Regions from separate parts of the Mus musculus genome. Here region 1 is linked to region 2. The links are chromatin loops, found by intact Hi-C in ENCODE. Cell type or tissue: gastrocnemius. All regions are shown on one strand. Links, peaks and the distances in the headings refer to the core of each region. The heading gives the core; the rest is flanking DNA. Region 1 overlaps Herc1 (HECT and RLD domain containing E3 ubiquitin protein ligase family member 1). Region 2 has its middle 16 kb from the start of Gm39364.

Region 1 (10,133 bases), core at 4,477-6,976, 140 kb after region 2:
ACATCATAGTTCATATGATTTTTAAAAATTATACACACATACACACTTAAAAGAAGAAATATTGTTACTCTTAAAGAATAAAATTTACTGCAATATTAGGACTATTAAGGCCCAGAACTTTCTTTTTTGAAGGATCTTGAAATTAAAATGTATCCAAGATTCTGGGTTTCTTAAAAACAAAAGAAAATTCAATATTATAAAGGTATTTTATTTATTATAAATATAATATTCTATTACAGTTTTATATTTTATGATTTATAATGTATAAAATTATTATAAAATATATTAATATATTGTACAGTATACATTCTATTTAAAGTACTTTGGAAACTGACAGTTCTTTTGATTTAACAATGAAGTTTTTGGAACATAACTTACTTTTCTAGTTTGTTTAGCTAAGGTGAATATTGTTAGATGTTCCACTTAAATCTGAGTATGATGGTGCATGTCTGTTATCACAGCACTCAGCAGTGGTAGTCAGAGTGCTAGAGAACTACTTATTTATTCCAGGGAGTGAGCAGCTGTAGACTTGCTGAGAAGTAGAGAGGGAAGCTAACCTATAGTTTGAGACCTTGCTAATGTAACATTCTATCATAGCTTTGTTTGTAAGTGGTAGTCCATTGGCTATAGTTACATTTTTTTTGTAGCTTTTTATAGTGATCTTGAAGTATACATTTGATATTTAATCCCTAATCATGCCAGTATGAAACAAAGAAGTATCTTTTAAATAAAGGAAAAGAGTAGTATGTTTATCTTCAAATAGTACGGAAGTAGTCCACATTTTAATTATGAATCAATGTATTAAAATTATAACTTAGAATTGTTGCCTATATTTTTCAAAACTTTTATCCTAAAACCATGTGTAAATCTCCTATAGCTTTAGCTCTAAGTAGAGCTAAATAGCTAAATCAAGCAATTAATCTTAACTTGATGTATGGACAAGCCATCTTCCTTAAAAATCTCAAGATAGTACTAGTACCCCCCTATTTTCTAATTGGAAAATTCTGTTTTGTTGTTGTTTTTAAATCAGAAAAACATATAGAGACCTTTGTGGAATTTTTCTTTTGGTAACTATTTATTTGGGAAATTATAATGTGGAGACAAAGTGACTTAAAAATTTATCAAATCACTTAATGTGGTAACCATTTATCGTTCCCACGGAATAAATTTGCTCTTTATTTTATTCCTAGGGATTATAATAAAGTTAACTAAAAAGAAGAAGAGTTACTATTTTAGGAATGTAATCCAAAATAGTTACTTTTCTGTCTCAGAATCCTAGACTTTAATGCATAATAAAAATGTATACTTTGCAGATTTTATTTTATTTACTGTAATAGAACCCTTTCTTCAAAAACACTAAAAATATAGTGTAAGAGTGTCTGGAGTGATGGCTCAGTGGTTTAGCATATACCGCGCTCTTGGAGAGGACTACAGTTCAGTTCTGTCACCCATATCAGGTTGCTCACAGCCTGTAACTCCAGGTCCACAGGATTGCATGCTCTCATAGATCACTAGTTTCAGGAGTGAAGCTGTGTAGACAGACTTGGTTTCAAAACAAACAACAACAAAATAATCACCGGTATTCATGTGCACAGATCTCACCCCAATAAACACATACTTTGAAATAAATCTTTAATTAAAATGTTTAAAAACATTTGATACATTTTCTAAATTTTTATAAATCTTATATATTTAATGATTAGCCTTGGTCCACACACTAGAGGAAGTGTTTATTTGCTTTTAAATGGTAGTGTAGTATTTCTTATTCTTACTTGTCAAACTGAATCAGATTCCATTAGTTTCAAAAAATGCTTATCTTGTCTGGGACAGTTGAACTGTCTAAGTATGAGAACTGTTTTGACCAAACTGTTTGTTGTGAAATTGTGACCTGTACCCTGGAGAACAAACAAATGTCTAGCCAAAGAGGATTCTTTTATATGCATATTTACTCTTTTCTACTATTTGAGGAGGAAATCCAAAAATATTTTTTTAAATAGCTTTTCCATTTGTTGGTCTTAGTGAAAGTCAGATAAGAGGAACAAGAGAAACAATAGTTTTAATTATACCTTGTTTATTAAAATTAAATGTGTGAATAAATGATAATTAGTGGTCAGTGTATATTCAATGTCTCTTTTTTAAAAAGCTCCTTGAAAGGGTTAATCATCTCTACTTCACTCATTCTTTGACATTAAAGATATTAAGATTCATGATAATGAAACATGATTGTTCTTTTTAAAACCCTTAATTCTGGCTAATGTTTCACTGTGATCTAAGCAGACATGGAAGGTGCAAAGCAATGGGAGCATATAACCTTTAGCTAGACCATCTTGTCCATCTTTTCAGATATTAAAATGTTAAAGTCTAGGCTAGAAGCTTCTATAGTAACAGCTGTTTGGTGGGAGCTGGAGGGGTGGTGGTTAGGCTGGAAAGGTTGACTCCAAGAGCTGCAGACATGGGTGCCGTAGCAAGACCCAGCTGGGAAACCAAAGAAAACAAAACGGTTAAATTATAAAATTAAAAACAACCTATACATTTTATTAAAAAGAAACAGATGAAGCAAGTTCTTCAGGGACAAAATGAAATTTATATTCAGAAGCTTATAAACAGCTCATTATCACCAAACATTATTTTAAGTGCTTCACAAATAGGAACTCATTTGTAAGTTTATCAAATTCTCAACAAAATTTACCAAAAACTGTTGACATTTTGGTATTTTGACACATACTTAAAAGATTTTCTGTGATTGTGCAGATTGAGCTAATTATTTACAGAAAGATAATACCTTTTACCCGTGCTTGCTATTTCTTGTGTAAGCTGAAGCTGTTATGGTGAAAGTGGTAGATAGAATCTCACCAAATTTAAGAAGCAGTAGCAGAAGCCGTATTAGGTAAACTTTATTGGATAAAGTGTAGTTTGAGTTCCTCTCTCAAGCTTTTGTCAATATTCTTAGCATTTTATTGCTGAAGTAATGCTGGAAACATTTATCAATATGTGTTTTATGATGTAACAAATTGGGTGAAATGCTATTTTATTTGTGCATTTCAAGTTACATAAAGAATATAAATGTTATCTCCTGTATCAAATTTCTGCTTTTGTCTTCTGATTCTTATGTGGTAGGGTATTTACTCCTTTTTGGCCACTTGAGCCCCAGAAAAAAGAAGAGCTTCAAGCAAGTACATGATGGCATGTTTAAATTTTTTTCCCCTTTTAGCTTGCCTACATATTTTATGGTTTATAAAGTATGTATTGCAGCTCAGCCATGTTCATTTTGAAAATTTCATTTAAGAACCAGAGTTTGTAAAAACAAGTAAACAGTCACAAAGTCTTGCTGAACTGTTTCTCTGAGAGTAAGCAGTAAGCATTGCCCTGCAAATCTACTGAGGTGTAGGAGCCGTCCCCTTTTAGCTTGCTTACTTATTTTGAGATTAAAAAACAGAGAATTAAAAAAAAAATAGTTTTTTTTTTTAAAGTAAAATTCTGTTTCTCATTTCTCTGTGTTTTAAGTTTTTGGCCCCCATTGTTTTGTTGTGTTGTTTTGTTTTTGAGACTTCTCTCACTATGTGGCTGGCCTGGACCACAGGTAGACCAGGCTGGCCTTGAACTGACAGAGATCCTCCTTTTTCTGCTTCCTGAGTGCTGAGATTAAAGGTGTGCACCCTGCCCCTTTCTTTTTCCTGATTTTATGTTTTATTCATAAGGAGTTTATTTGAATCATATACCCAATAATTTTATCCTTTAAGCTTTTTCAAATTACATCTAGTAGGCCAAGTCTGACCCTTCTCTATTTTTGTAAATTGAATTAAAGCTTTACTCATTTGTTTATCAACTATCTGTCTGTTTTCTTATTATAATATCAGGATTGAGCAATTGTGGCTGAGACCTTATGGACCACTGGACTGTTTACTATGTGACACATGACAGAAAAAGTTTGCTGACTCCTGCTTTCAAAGGGATTTAGTTTGGGCATGTCTAGTAATTCCATGGAATATTTCTCTGTATATAAAGGCAGTTCACTATTGGTAGATTAGTGATTGAGCCTTTATATAATTAACCAAGCAGTTGAAATTTCCATAGATCTGTGTGCTTTGAGTCATTATATAACAGGAATTTATGAATCTACTTCACCTAGAATTAAGGAACCAATGTTGCTAATTTGGGAAATTCATCTGTCTGAGCCTCTGTGTCCTCAGTTGAAGTAGATAGATCTCTTTCATTTCTGTGGTTCTAACACTGGACAGTAGATATTAGGGACTTGTTCTGAAAAGTAACTTGTATGTGTTAAAAGAAAAAGGCTGTTGTATTCTGAAATTTGCTATTAAGTAAAATAAGCTCAGTGCAATGCACTAAAACCTGACATTCCTTGGTTAAGTCATATACAGCCCTTCAATTTGGACAGCTTAAGAAAATGGTGTCTTTGTTTAAATTTCTTCTGTATTTAAAAAAATAATTTTAACATAATATATACCCATGGATATTACTTTTTTCTAAATTATATGAAAGCTGTACTTATAAGTAGGAATTTTTTCATATTATTTTCATCTCCATAAAACTGAAAATTAGATTTTCCCCCTCTATTGGAGATGGAATTCAGAATTCTATGTGCATACTAGGCAAGCTTTCTACTGCGGAACTGTATCTCTAGTCCTGGAGCTCTTATTAGAAAGAGTTCTTGGGGCTTTGGAAATAGCTCAGTGGATAAAGTACTTGTGAAAACCTGTGGTCAGGTCCTGAGAACACACATAAGTATTTGTGTGTTTATAATCCCTTTATGGCAAGAAGGAAGGGAAGATGGGAATAGCTCGAAGCTTATGGGCCAGCTGGTCTGGTATACACAGCAGCAAAAACCAAGGTACCCTATCTCAAACAAAGTTGAAGGCAAGGGACAGATAGCCAATATTGTCCTAGCCTGCACTCATTCCTCCATGTATATTAAAAACCCATTACCACCCCCCCAGCTCATACACACACCCACACCACACACACACACACACACACACACACACACACACACACACACACACCCCACCACCACCACCACCACCCCTAGAAGCTTTTGAGAAAAGAATATTTCATGAAAATATAAAAGGTAATAATTCTTTGGTATATGAATTAATTTTATTAGGATATTTAATAGTTCATAATATTAGTTCCCTATTAAGAATTTCCATGTCTGATTTTAAAGCCCTGAGGTTTAACTGGCACCAGTGTAACAGTAAAAAAATGAAAGACTAAATGCTTAATATTGTAGTAGAGTTTCTTCCTCTGTGGCCACTAGTAATAATCTTTTCAAAACTTTCTGTCTGGTATAATTTAACAAGTGCAGTTTTTTTTTTAACATGATGTATCTTTGTTGGGTACCTTAAAATTAATTCCTAATATAGAAAGTTGGTATGTTTACACAATAAACAAATGAATCCTGGCTATATATAGTAAATTGGATTTATGTTGGCAATATTATATTGCACAAAAAGAATATGTTTAAAATGATTACATAATTAATACTTTCTTAAGATTGTAAAATACGGCTAAAACTGGGGCTGTGTGGATGAATCTGAGTTCTTGCTATGCAAGTGTAAGAACTGGAGTTTAGATCTCCAGAGCTACCTGAAGGCCAGTTGGGTTTAGTAGTCCACCTATAGCCCCATCACAAGGGAGGCCGAGATAGGGGAGTCCTCAGAGCAAGCTAAAACAGTGAGTGGTAGGTTCATTATAAGACTCTGCAACAACATGTTAATGGAGAATAATCCAGGAAGACACCCTAAGTCAAATTTCATTCAGGTGCATAAACATTCATGAGCATCTAAAAACACATAGGTATTTATATCCCTACATACATGCAGAATACATGCCTATGTAAAATAATCACCACAGTTAAAGATTGTCCATCTTTAGAGTGAATGTAAGACAAAATTCGATAGCAGTAAAAGGAAGAGAATGATAAGCCTAAGCTTCAGACTAGTAAAAATTTAGGTAGAAAACAAATTGATACAAGTTTTTGTCAGTTTTATATTTATATTCAATAATAATATAAATATATAAATACAAAAGCAGGCAAAATATAGAACAATGATGAGAAGGTTTATTATGAACGAAAAGTATAGTTAAGCAAACTTAGTTCCCTAAGAATGTTTAAAGAAAAAGTATATGAATTGGATATGGATATATTTTTAGAGCTAAACTTGGCTTGTAACTTAGAAAGTTATTTTTGTATTCTAATATGGTAGTATTTGATGTTTAAAGGTTTAACCTAAAAATACAAGCAAGCTAATAACACTTAGCTATTACTGCTGCTAATACAAACTGCTGGTAATACCATTAATATTTTACAATGGATACTACTTTTTTGTGAAACTTTGCTTCCTTTATATAGGAGCTTAACAACCTGAGGTAAATAAATATGCACATGACAGGTAGTAAGTGAAACTTAACAGTGGTGTTTATGTCTCCTTTTTGTAAGTTTACTTGCCCTTGTATAACCATTTTTGCTAATATTTCATTGAAGATTTGTAGACATTTTGTGCAGTTGTGACTTCCCTTTGCAATGATGTTTAGTCAGATGAAATCCTTTTTTGATTGGCTTTTACCAGTAGAGTTCTAAGTGCCCGTTTTGGTGTTGCTCCTGAGTAATGATGTGTTGTGATACTTCAGAGCCTTTTTGATTAAGATCTTACAGAGCAGCTTCTGCCTTTATTTTCTTGTGGTAGCGTGTTGCCAAAGCACTGACATGGACACCGATAAATCAACAAGGCTTTCTCTTTAGTTTTTTACATTGCTTTTAACTTTTGTTTATTTTTGTTCTTTTTTTTTTTAACCAAAGTATTTTGACCAGATTCACTTAATGCATGCATGTGTTCAAACATGAGTATCCATTTCTCACCACTTGGTATGATAGTAGCGCTCAGCCTTCATCTAGTTTGAGAATGTGTTCCCTTCTCTACTTGATTGCTGTTGATGTGTGATTTTTTTTTTAACCCCTATTTTCATGTAGGTCCTATGCATAGTCAATTAGAATCTCTGAGTGACTCTTGGACTCGCCTGAAACATACCAGAGATTGGTTCTACAACTCCTCTTACTCCTTTGAGTCTGATTTTGACCTTACCAAGTCTTTGGGAGTTCACACATTGATTGAAAATGTTGTAAGTTTTGTGAGTGGAGATGTGGGGAATGCTCCAGGTTTCAAGGAGCCGGAAGAAAGTATGTCTACAAGTCCCCAGGCCTCCATCATTGCAATGGAGCAGCAACAGCTAAGGGCAGAGGTAAGTTGTGGATATTTATTATTCATAAGCAACTCTGGAAACCAAAAGTGAATCACTCACTGAATGTATAATTCTATGAAAAGCTTTGCCCTTCTTTTCCCCTCCCCTCCCCTCCCCTCCCCTCCACTCCACTCCGTGCATGTGCATGTGTGGTACAGTGTGTGTAGATGGGTGGAGTCTAGAGGTTAGTTTGCGTGTCCTCCTTTATAGTACGTGTGCCACAGAGTTCTGAGGACATCTTGTAGGAGTCATTTCTCACCTTCTACCATGTGGGTTCTAGTGATCGAACTCTGTCCTTCAATCTCGGCAGCAAATACCTCTATCTAGTGAACCTTGTTGTTACTAGTTTTTGAGGCGACCTCAAAACCTTCTGAGCTTGGGTTCTGCATAGACTGTGCCTCGCTTGCCTCCAGCACTGAGGTCACAGAGATGCTGGCAGGCTTAGCTTTATGTGGGTACTGGGAATCCAAATTCAGGTCTTTGTGCTTGTGCAGTAAGTGTTCTACCTTCTGGGCTGTCTCCTTTTTCTGTACCTGAGCTTTTAACATTCTTTTCTTTGTTTGCTTATGTTTTTATTTGTTTGGTTGGTTTTGTTCTTTAGAGATGGGGTTTCTTTTTGTTTAGCCCTGCCTGTCCTAGAGCTCACTGAATAGACCAGGCTGGCCTTAAACTGAGAGATTCACCTGCCTCTGCCTACCTGAGTGCTGGGACTGAAGGCGTGCACCCAACTTGACATCCTTTTCTTAATGAAAGCAGCACAACAGTGTTTGAACCGGATAAAACGTACAATTTAAAGATTTTATCTCTTAGGACAAACTGTCATCAGTCGTCTCTCTTCTAGAAGCAAGGTTGAAATTGGCTCCGTCTCATACCCTCCATTTTGTACTGTTTATCTCTGCATTAAAAGGATGCCACAGGGATTGCTGTGAGTTTGAGGCTAGTCTAGGCTATATAATCTATGCCAGCCCAGCTAGGGCTGCGTAGGAGAAACCCTATCACAAACGCAAGGAAAAGAAAAGGCAGGAACAAAACATTAGTGATACCCACAACAATGATTGCTACAGTAAAGACCCAAAGATGAGTAAAGACATCCATGAGAAAACTAGGGTACCTAGGAGGTTTGCATAGTCACAGAATAAGCCCCAAATATTAATGACTTTTAATCTGACCACAGATCCTTTGATATTCCTTCCTCTAATAGAAATTAAATTTTTCACCCTTGTTAATGGGTTGTACTTAGTAACTTGCTTCTAGTAGGTATGAGAAAGAGGAAGAAAAAGGAATGACATTAGAAATCTGGCAGATAGATCTTTAAGCAATCATAATGACTATTACTATTAATATCTCATGTAGATATAACGTATCATTGACATAATGACAATACTGAATTCTGTAGCTATCTTCTACAAATCTCTAGCTCTATTCTAGTTGTGAGAGGGGGACTGGGTAGCAAATCCAAATTTAGGAACTTCCTATAAGTTACTTCCTTATAAGAAATAAAGACTACTTCCAACATGTCATGGTCATGAAAAATGAAGATATATATATACATACATACATATATATATACATACATATATATATATATATACACACACACACACACACACACACACACATATATACACACACATACACACATACACATATACATATATATGTATACATATTTCACTTTATATGTGAATATATAAAGATACACATATATGATATCTTTTATATATAATATTTCTTATATACACGTGTATATATACATACACACACACACACACATACACACACACACACACATATATATATATATATATATAAAATTACAGATTAATGCAGTCCTGTCTCAGTGGTTCTTGAACAATTTCCATTCATGATCTTTTTTTTTTTTTGCCTGAAAAACTTTTATTCAGTATGTAGCTATATAAAATAGATATGCAAATCATTTACTGAGAAATGCTAAAGAAATAACTTTTAGAACAACTTTTTGTATCATTTATTAAAGAGGAAAGAAAATTGTATACTAATGAGATGGGTTTAGGTATGTGAGCCCAGTCATGTAGTTGTGGGGACCCATGCAAGATGTCAGGTATTGTAGTCTTTTGCTCTCTACTTTATTGCCCACGGAACCTCTCTTCTGTCTATGCTAGCTAACCAGTGATCTCTTAGGATTCACCTGTTCCTGATTTCCCAATGTTTGGGTTACAGACTCTTGCTGCAAGGCTTGCTTTTTAAATGGGTGTTGGGGATTAAAACTCACCTCATCATGCTTACAGAGCAAATACTCTTGCCCATCATACCATTTTCCTAGTCCTAAGGTTTACTTTTTAATTCAAATTTTGCTCATCTTTACTGTGGTAATCATTACTGTGGAAATCTAACCTAAATTGAGATACAGCCTTTGTTATTTTCTCTCTATTTTCACTCCTCCCCTATTTCCTCTTGAGAAAGAGTCTCCCTGTATAGCTCAGGCTGACCTGATCTAATCTGGAGCTAGAGAGATGGCTTAGTGATTAAGAACGTATGCTGTAGAGGACCCATGTTCTGTTGCCAATACCCTTTTCAGGTGGCTCTAAACTGTCTATAACTTCAGTTCAAGGGAATCGGATTCCCTGCACATACATACACTCAGGCATACACACATGCCTAAAGCAAAATAAGTCTTAAACTCAGTTAAACAGAGAATTAATCTTGACTGAGTAGTTGCTATTGCTGTATCTAGAGCATCCTCAGTATTTTTCAGAGCTGATAATCAGTGCTGTGATTTTGTGATCATGATTATTACCGTTGAGATAACTGCTTCACATAAAAGGGTTTACAACTTTCTCTAAATCTAAACTTTTAAAGTAGAAATCCATTTTTTTTTTTTTTTTCAAAGAAGAGTA
Region 2 (10,133 bases), core at 3,145-5,644:
TTAGGGTGTTTGTGGAGGACCAAGTGAAGGATGGAGTTCTTGGAGAGTCCCAAGTTGATTCTCAAGCATTTTAGTGGCATCTGAAGTTGCCTGTCTCTCTTTTCACCCATTTCTGGTGCCTGTTGAGCTTAGCAGATGCTCCTTCTGCAGCCCTTCCCATGGCCTGGTTATGCAGATTGGCAGGAAAGAAGAAAGGCCCAGACAAGGGCATAAAGACAGCACTCCCTGGCTGTGCTGCTGGCCAGGTGCCTAGGTCACCTGAAATACAATAAGGCTCATGGCTCTCAGACCTTGCTGATGCTGCTGGAAGCTGAAAATACCCAGGGCACTGGCCTGATGCCTGGGTGGCTCCTCTGGGCCAGGAGTAGCTATGATGTCTCCACAGGGTTCTTGGTACTTCAGCCCAGGCCTCTGTGGGGGAAGGGCAGGGCCACACCTCTCACCTTTCCAACAGGTTGAGTATTTTAAACAGACCAGGCTTTTTTGTCCTTTATCCTAATACTTGTCCAGGGGGAGGCAAAACTACTTTACAATGTTTACTCAACTGAGAGCATCAGGCAGAAAGATACTTCGAGAGTTGAAGTTGCCAAGTTGACAGGATCCAGAATCCCCTCCAGACAAATATCTGGGCGTGTCAGTGAGGGAGATTCTAGTTTAGGTTAACTAAGCTGGAGAATCCCACTGCAGCTGTGGATGCTATTCATGGGGCTAGGGTTCTGGACTACATAACAAACAGAGATCTAGTTGAACCCCAGCATCTGTCTGCCTCTGCTTCCACACAGCAGACACAGTGTGGCCAGCCACTTCACACTCCTGCTTGTATGCCTTTGCCACGATGCACTGTATCCCAACTGTAAGTCAAAATAGACCTTCTTCTATTTCTTCTCCTTCCTTTTTCTTTTTTTTCTTTTGAGACAGGGTCTCACTAGGTAGCCCTGGCAGGCAGGTCTGGAATTAATTCACAATATAGACCAAGCTGCTCCCAGACTCACAGAGGTGTGAGCCACCATGCCTCCTAGCTTTAAGTTGCTTCTGACCAGGTGTTAGGTCTCAGCAATGAGAAAAGTAATTTGCATATGTCTTTACAGGAAGTGAGCACAGACATTCTGAAACCACAGCAAAGCCTTTCTTGGTCTGCATGCACATCCCTAGATCGAGGGGGGTGGGGGGACCAGGATAAATTGTGATTGTCTATACCTAAGGCTTAGTGCCTTAGAGCCTAGGGCACAATTGGTTTTCCCCCAAACTGCTAGGAGGCAGCTGAGGTCTCTACTGAGAGAAGGGCACTGATGGAGGGGTGTAGTGCCTCTCTCCATGCCCACTGCTGGGTGATGGTAGGCAATGTCTCTTACCCCCTCCTCACTGGACACTGGCCCAGGAGGTGGGCTTTCCTGCTCCTCCAAAGCCTGTAGGTACTTACCTCTTTTCCCTAGAAAGTGTCTCCCAGCAGGATGTGCTGGCATGTGTCTTTAATGTCAGTACTTAGGAGGCAGAGGCAGGTGGATCTCTGTGAGTTCAAGATCAGCCTGGTCTAGATAGTATGTTCTGGCAAGGGCTACATAGACCGGTTTCAAGGGGGAAAAAAAAAAGAAAAAAGAAAATATGAAAATGTCTTCTAGCCTAGGTCCACGGTACTGATCTGAAAACCCTGGCCTGAGAGTCAGGTTAGGTCTCAGAGTTTGAATGACATTTCTGACATCTTCTTAGCTGGGTGATTATTTATTTATTTATTTACCAAGGTATTGGGCCTCAGCTTTCCCATTTGTAAAACGGGGGCATGCCAATATCTTCCCCGCAGGGCTCCTATGACTATTCGGTTGGATTAGCTAAAGCATGGCGGCACTTAGTGTACTGCACTCAGAAAGTGGCTTCTGTCCTAACAACTGTGCTTTATGGACTAGCGTAAAACATAAATTCATCAGTGAGTAGGCTGGATGGAGCAAATGGAAGAAGGAGATGGAGTTCCCATGGTGTTGTTTGCTGCCTCTGCCAACCACTCTGGTGACATGTGATATGTGATGAGCAAGGCCCTTGACGTGACATGCCTCTTGTTTCTCGTCCTTTGGTTTTCCCCAGTGCATGCTGGGGGCCGGCCCACATCCTGAACATTCTGTGAAGCTCGGTTGGTTAAGAAACCTCACTGCCCAGCTGCAAAGCACCTTCGCTTTCCGCCTGTCTGGCCCCTTCAGCTGCCTACGGCCAAATGCAAAGGAGCCTTGCTAGAGAGCAGCAGCAGCTGCTGCCTTCTTGCCGGTCTGCCTGTGCCTCTCCACTCCCCCCGCCCCCACCCTGTGGTTTGCATTCTAGAAGCATCTGCCTCACACCAGGTCTTTATTGCCTTCTGTTCTCACAGCCATCTTGAGAAAGCTTAGGAAACTAAGGCTTCCAGGGGGGTTGGCATTTGTTTTGTTTGCATTCAGAGACAAGGGCTCACTATGTAGCCCAGGCTGGCCTTGAACTTGCAACCCTCCTGCCTCAGCCTCCCCTGAGCTGGGAACCCAGGTGTATACCATGCCCAAATATTTCTGTCTTTTTGCTTTCTAGATGTCATATATGAGCAGCTTCTGTCATGATGTCTCACCACAGACCCCCAAGGCAGCAGAGGCAAGCAGCCATGGACCTAAACCTCCCAGACTGTGAGCCCAAATAATCCTTTCTTCTTTTTCTGTTGATTATCATAGGCCTTCTGTCACAGCAGTGGAAAGTTGGTAGTCTGAGGTCTTTCGTAGGCCCCAGCACTGCATAAACCATACACGCTGGTGCATGCCTGCAATCCTAGCACTCTGGAGCCAGAAACAAGAGGACCAGGAATTCAAGGTTATCTTTTGCTGCATAGTGAGTTGTGAATTTAGGCTAGCCTGAGCTATATTACTGTTTTAAAACAAAAGCAAACAGGTGACTGGAGAGATGGCTCAGCAGTTAAGAGCACTGACTACTCTTCCAAAGGTCCTGAGTTCAATTTCCAGCAACCACATGGTGGCTTATAGCCATCTGTAATGGGATTTGGTGCCTTCTTTTGGTGTCTGAAGACAGCCACAGTGTACCCATAGAAATAAAATAAATACACCTTAAAAAAAAAAACCCACTGTTCTCATTTTTAAAAAGTGAAAAAAAAAAAACAACAGAAATCAAACTAACACATCTGCATCTCCCCCCACCTCAACCCCCCAATGTGTATTGCTGTTTTGTCTGCACATAAGTGTGCACCATGTGCATGCAGTTTCCACAGAAGCCAGAAGAGGGCATCAGACCACCTGGACTTACAGACAGTAGTGAGAGCTACAAGGATTGAACCCTTGTCCTCTGGAAAAACAGTCAGCTCTGTTAACCACTGAGCCATCTTTCTAACCCAGGTTCTGCATCCTTGAAAAGATTTACAATGGAAGATGCTACTCTGATGGTAGGGATGAGGGACTAGTAGGCGCATAGTCATCCCTTTTTAAGGGCAGATGGCCAACTTCATCATTTGTTTTTCTGAGTGCCCCCAACTTCTGGGCTATTCCTTGTAATTTCTTATCTATTTGGCTCTCACTCATTCAGGGAGTGGGGGATGGGGACAGGGACTGAGCTTTGCTTTCCAGGAGCAGACTCGCTTGACGGAGCACCCCTGGGTAGCACTAGGGATGCCCTGACGCTCCTTGTGAGGCTGCAGCAGCTTTTGAACTCCTTCTCCCCTATAGCCAAGCTTTTAATTTCTTCCTTAGCAGCTGGGAAAAACAAGGGGAGAGGGCAGTGAGGTGATTAGTGGGCAAAGGTGCCTGCTGCCAAGCTTTAGTCTCATGCCCAGGATCCAAATGGTGGAAGGAGAGAAATGACTTTCGAAAGTTGCCCTTGAACCTCCACACACCTGCTATAATGTGCACATGTGCATGGGTATGTGTGCATGCATGCATACACATTCATGCTCACCCACATGAATACACACATACAGGCACTAAATAAATTTCTTCTCCCTCAACATTTCCAAGGCTTGAGCCTGCATAGCAACCATGCTGCCTTCTCTAGTGCCAGGGGAGAGCTAAGTTATCAGTAGGCAATCCTAGGAAGAGAACTCATGTTTATCAAGACATGAGTTTATCATGTTATACAAAGGCATTGTTCTAATCTCTTGTGTGTACTTTCCCTGACTTACCTACCACCTTTGCAGATGAGGAAGTGGAGGACCTTGGAAGCTATGCTGAATAAGACAAGGCTGGTAGATAGTGGAGCCAGGGTTTGGTTCTGGACTTTGAAGTCCATGTGCTGTTACTGTAGGCTGCCTTTGAGGGGCCCCTTGGAGGCAGAGGTCATGAAACTTCAGGAGTTGTATGGAATTCTACCCACACAAGGCAGTCCTGGACATTCAATGTGTGTCAACTGAGACTAACCTCAGCCAGTTTACACGGTGCTGTGTTGCCCACTGTCAAGGTCATAGGCACTCCCAAAGATTATTGAAGAGAAAAGCTTGAACCTTACGAGGTCATGGCCACCAGGTGGCACTGCAAGGACTGATTGAGATCTTTGTTCCTAGATCTGAAAGCCAGTAAGATATACCTGGTTCCTAAAACAGAGGTTCCAGGGAAACAAGCAAACCAATCAACCACAGGCCAAACCCTTGAGAGTCTGGCTTAATGTTTTGCATAGGCTTTGTGGAAATCTGCCAAGATTTTTTTAAAGTTTTAATTTTCAGAGTCAGTCAAATGCCATCTATATAGTTCAAGAATTTTCAAGTATAAAACAGGAGCTGGGGTTGCAGCTTAGTGCTAGAGTACCTGCTTTGCATGTACACAGCTCTGGCTTCAGTCTCCAGTACAAACACACACACACACACACACACACACACACACACACACACACTGTATAAAAAGTATGTAGAAAAAATCTACTCTTATATTTACTGCTATTAGTTATTTATGAATCCTTCTAAATATTACACATGTAAACATAATACATAACTATCTTCATACAAGATTTTATATGAATATATATTTTATATAGCAATATGTATATATAAAGCCATATACATATATATATGGATATATATATATATATATATATATATATATATATATATATATATATTCCTTCTTTTAAAACAGATGGCTGCTTAAAAAAACCTTGCTTTTGAGGGACTATTAAAATGGCTCATAGGAAAAAGACACTCACTTACAAGCCTGACAACCCAAGTTCTATCTCCAAGATCCAAATGATGCAAGGAAGGCAGCCAGGCATGATGGTACCTGCTTTTAATTCTAGCATTCAGGAAAGTGAGTTACAGGCCAGCCAAGGCTATATAGTGAGACCTGTCTCAAAAACAACAACAAACCAAAATGGTGGAAGAAGATAGCTTGACTCCAGCAGGTTGTCCTTGCTCCATACGTGCTGCCTGACACATATATGTGCATATGTGTTTCACATATATGTGCATGTGTGTTTCTTTCCTTCAAGGGAGAAAAAGATCCACTGTAGTCTTCCACTCAAGAAGACTCCCTGCCATTTAAAGAAGAGAAGTTAGTGATGTTAGCCATACTTCATTTTGTAATCTACAAATATGATGATAAATGTACACATTGCAAAGTGAACATATTTTAAAGTAAAATAGGAACAATTCATACAGTTTTGTTTTCCAACAAAAACAAAGGTGAAACAAGTGAAAATGATAACTAGTAACAGATGGTTTTATGTAGATCTTTATGTCGGCAGTAATCCTTTTTTTTTTAAGATTTATTTATTTTATTATATGTAAGTAAACTGTAGCTGTCTTCAGACACTCCAGAAGAGGGAGTCAGATCTCATTACAGATGGTTGTGAGCCACCATGTGGTTGCTGGGATTTGAACTCTGGACCTTCGGAAGAGCAGTCGGGTGCTCTTACCCACTGAGCCATCTCACCAGCCTGGCAGTAATCCTTTTAAAATTCTATTGATTTGTTTTGTTTTTTAAGACAGGGTTTCATGTACTCCAGGCTGGCTTTGAACTTGATATGTAGGTTGATTTACATTTTTAAAATTATATTTATTATTATTATTATTATTGTGTGTGTGTGTGTCTGTCTGTCTGTGGCATGGAATGTAGGGTGGGGGACAATGGGTGTCAAAGGACACTTTTTGGGAGTCTGCTCTTTCCTCCCACTGCTGGCTCTAGAAACTGAACTCAGGTTATCAGGCTTGCATAGTGCTTGTGTGTGTGTGTGTGTGTGTGTGTGTGTGTGTGTGTGTGTGTGTACCTGCTGGGTGGCTTGCTAGCCCTTGTTTGATTTTTTGATTGGTTGATCTCAGATTGTGGCTTTAGAGACGTTTTATAATCTGTATCATTTGATCTCTCAGCTTGTCAACTGTCAGTGTTGATAGTAAGCTTTCAGATGGTATTCTTGATTCTTGTATGCACAGAACGTCAGAAACCTTCAGTCATTATTCTGTCCCTGATCAGCTTTCAAGTGGCGCCGCTCATGTGACTTATCAGAAATTACAATTGCACGATGTTTGTGATAATTACCGTGGATTCTTTCCAGATGCTTCTCAGCACTTTGGCCTTTAGTGGACTTTGGGAACAGAGCCCAAAGCCTCTGTTATCTGATGATGCCAAACTGCAGCTGCACATTTTCTAATGCCCTAGGGATGCAGGCGTGACAGCTACTGTTCCCCAGCCACAGTGACCTGCAGGCTTTTGCTCCTGATCTCAGAGGTCTGTTTGCCATGGGGTAGGATCATGCTGTTACATAGGATATACACTGGGTCATGCCTTGTTTCTTTCACGGAACAATATAGAGATTTTTATCAGTTTGTAAAAAACTACTGATTCTTTTGGGGATTAAAACACAATGATATTATTTCCCCCTTCACTTTCATTCTCCTTTCTCAATCACACACACACACACACACACACACACACACACACTTTTTCAAAATTATGGCCTCTTTATCTTTGTTATTATTGGTGTTGTTTTGTGTGTGTGTGTGTGTGTGTGTGTTTGTTTGTTAAAATATTCCTAAATATATAAATACAATCTGACCCACTCAGTCCATATAAGATTACTTGTGTGTGTATGTTTTTATTATTTATTTGTTTGTTTGTTTGTTTGTTTTCTCTGAGACCAGTTTTCTCTGTGTAGCCCTGGTTGTTTTAGAACTCACTCTGTAGACCAGGCTAGCCTTGAACTCACAGAGACCTGTGTGCCTCTGTTCCAGGAAGGCTGGGATTAAAGGCATGCGCCACCACTGTCCAGCATTTGGGTATGTTTTTAAGGCTGACCATTTGGTGCTGAAGAACGAATTACTGTGCTCTTCCCTGGAGAAGACTCTTCTTCGGGGCCTCTGCATCCCGTAGCTGCCTGTAGTTCTTTGTCCAGACCTGGGCCTTGCAGGCTTTCCCTGTCCACATTAGTGTGATCTTTAGTGTCACCCTTGCTCAGGTCATGTTGGGATAGCCATGTTGAAGAGACTTCATGAGTGAAGCTTCTGACATTTCTAGGAGTCACATCTCACAGCAGACTCCCTGTTCCTCTGTCTCGTACTGTCTTTCTGCCCTCTCTTCCACAATGGTCTCTGGATTGTAAGTGCAGGAGCTGAGCTATAGATGGATCCCTTGGGACAGGGTTCCACACTTCTGCATTTTAATTGGTTGTGGTTTTCTATAATTATTCTTTGTCTGTTGTAAAGAGAGGTTTCCTTATGAGAGTTGAGAACAAAACTGTGAGGTGGTAGTTGTTGACCCATAACTTCAACCTCATTCTTTGTTATAACCATATAGTGTTCTATTATAGAGATATAATGTTTTGGGGGTTTGTTTGTTTATGTCTTGAGATAGAGTCTCTCCTAGGTTGGCCTGGAACTCACAGTCCTCTTGCTTCAACCTCCAGAGTTCTGGAATTAGAGGTGGGTAATAACACACCTGACTCTATATCGTGTGTGTGTGTGTGTGTGTGTGTGTGTGTGTGTGTGTGTACATGTATATATGCAAGCCAGAGGTCAGTGTCAGGTGACTTCATCTCTTGTCCTTCATTGTATTGTTTTAAGATGTGGTAGCTCACTGCATCTGAAGCTGATCAATTTGACTGGACAGGTGAGCCAGCAAGCCCCTAACACCTTCCTATCTCAGATTTCTAAGCAGTAGGAGTATCCCCATGTAGTCTTTTAAGGGGTGCTGGGGATCTAGAGTCAGGTCCTCAGACTCACGTACAAACTACATTAAAGACTGAGCCATCCTTCCCAGCCCTGGATATCGTACTTCCTTCAGATTCATAGAGGCATGAATACTGCTCTTGTAAAGGACCCTAATTCAGTTCCCCAAGCTCATGCTGAGTGGCTCACAACTGCTTGTAACTCCAGCTCTGGGGAAGCCATGGTCTCTCTGACTTCAGTAGGCACCTGTACTTACATGCTCAGACATACAGCAACAAACACATTTACACATAATTACCTTGTTTTAAAGATCAGGGGCTGTAGAGTATTCAGTGGTTAAGAGTACTTGCTGCTCTAGAAGACCCAGGTTCAATTCTCTATACCCATATGGCGGCTCAAGGCCACCTGTACCTCCAGGTGTAGGGGATCTGATGCCCTTTTCTGACCTCCTCAGGTACCAGGCTTGTTCACGGTATACATACATACATACATACATACATACAAGCAAAAAACCCCATACACATGAAATAAAGTAAATAAAAATGTTAATCTTAATAAGTAAACACAACAAAAGGAAAAGCTTAGATTTAGTTAAGACCTTTTATGGATCCAACAACAGCCTATTCCTCAGTTTCTTACCCTTTTAACAGGAACAATTCTATGACTTTAGTGTTTACCATAGATAGTTTTATACCTTTTGCTTAAATGCTTCTATATCCATAAAGATGACATGGTATCATTTTGCAGGTTTTTAACCTTTATTTGTGCTTCATGATTTCTAATTTTTCACTTAATATTATGGTTTTGAGTTAAAAAAAAAAAAAACATGTGGCTCTAGTTTATGTGTGTGTGTGTGTGTCTGTAATAGCATTCTGACCTCTTCCCTGCCAATGGGCACTTTTTCTTATAAGCATCACCATCCTGCCCAAGTGTGAAAGTTCCTCTACAAGTAGAGTTTAAGGCTCCTGAGGACAAATGACTTTAGCTTACTAGGTATTGCCAAATTGTTCTCTTAATGAGTTTTACTAACTGAGTGTGCCGCTGACACTCTCATGTATATTGATGCATCTATCGTTCTATTTGAACTTAAGATGCCTTCCTTTTGTAGCATTCGATGGGGGGTCCTGTAGCAGCCTTCTAGAACTTCATTTCTATTTAAATTCAACAAACATTGCTTGGCAGCTGTTGGGAGCAAGCACTGGGAATGATCAGTGTCAAGCTGGCCTTCCTCCTGGCCCTTGAGAGGTTTACTCTAGCAGGCGAGAGAGAACCAAGCATGTCACTAACCAACCACATGAAATTGTCCATGAGTTCCAAGCAGGCCTCTGTGGTTGCTTTACTGTAGAAGTGACTGTTTTTATTTTAATGAAGATGTTAGTTTTTATTTTAAAAGGAAAAGGTCTTCTTAAAAACAGACTTTGGAACTGGGGGTGTAGGTCAGTGGCTGAGCACATATATAGCATGCATGAGGTCCTGGGTTCAAATCCAGTACAGCATTGAGTTGGGGTGGGGGGGTGGGGCAGTAGGGTGGGAGAGAAGGGATGAAGGGGGGAGTCTGGGGATGTAGCTCAGTCAGTAGCTAAGCAAAACCCCCAGTCTCATCCTCAGCACCACATAAATCATCCATGCTGGTACCTCAGCACCACATAAATCATCCATGCTGGTACCTCAGCACCACATAAATCATCCATGCTGGTACATGCCTGCTATTCCTCTATCCACGACATGCTAGTCTTAGTTGTATGATTCAAAGCCAGCCTGGGCTATGTGAGATCCCATCTCAACAATGAATGAATTGATTGATTAATTAATTAACTGAAATAAAGAAGTCCAAAGGCAATTGATGTCTGTTCTCCCAGGCAACCCTCAACAGGTGACTTGTTCTGTGTAGGGAATGTGGCTAGGTGTTATGCAAAGTGTGAAGAGGGGACAGCAGTCATGCAGGGCCCTTCTTAACTACATCAGACACAGGGAGATTTCAGAGGAAGCTATACCAGGGAGTGGGAGACACAGGCATAAGTGCTGGGTCATGAGG

The links. Hi-C counts contacts between places; a loop is a spot of excess contacts. Peaks named below come from ENCODE experiments on the same cell type or tissue, not always from the same donor. Only the 100,000 strongest peaks of a DNase experiment are listed, where the experiment ranks them.
Region 1: a loop joins it to region 2, with 13 times the contacts of the local background. A loop is called at or near these places in 3 of 42 quality-filtered maps.

The regions. Positions count from the first base shown.
Region 1 is chr9:66,421,823-66,431,955 of GRCm38, forward strand. Herc1 (HECT and RLD domain containing E3 ubiquitin protein ligase family member 1) reads left to right here. Exons shown (of 78, transcript NM_145617.3): 26 at 6,989-7,257. Among named protein-coding and RNA genes, the nearest start is that of Gm30447, 73 kb to the left of the region's middle. In gastrocnemius, for the core only: no CTCF peak of the experiment used is centred there; no DNase peak of the experiment used is centred there.
Region 2 is chr9:66,279,549-66,289,681 of GRCm38, forward strand. No RefSeq gene overlaps it. Among named protein-coding and RNA genes, the nearest start is that of Gm39364, 16 kb to the right of the region's middle. In gastrocnemius, for the core only: CTCF peaks have their summits at 3,246 (motif pointing right) and 4,464 (motif pointing right); a DNase peak (open chromatin) is centred at 4,474; H3K27ac peaks cover 900 bases.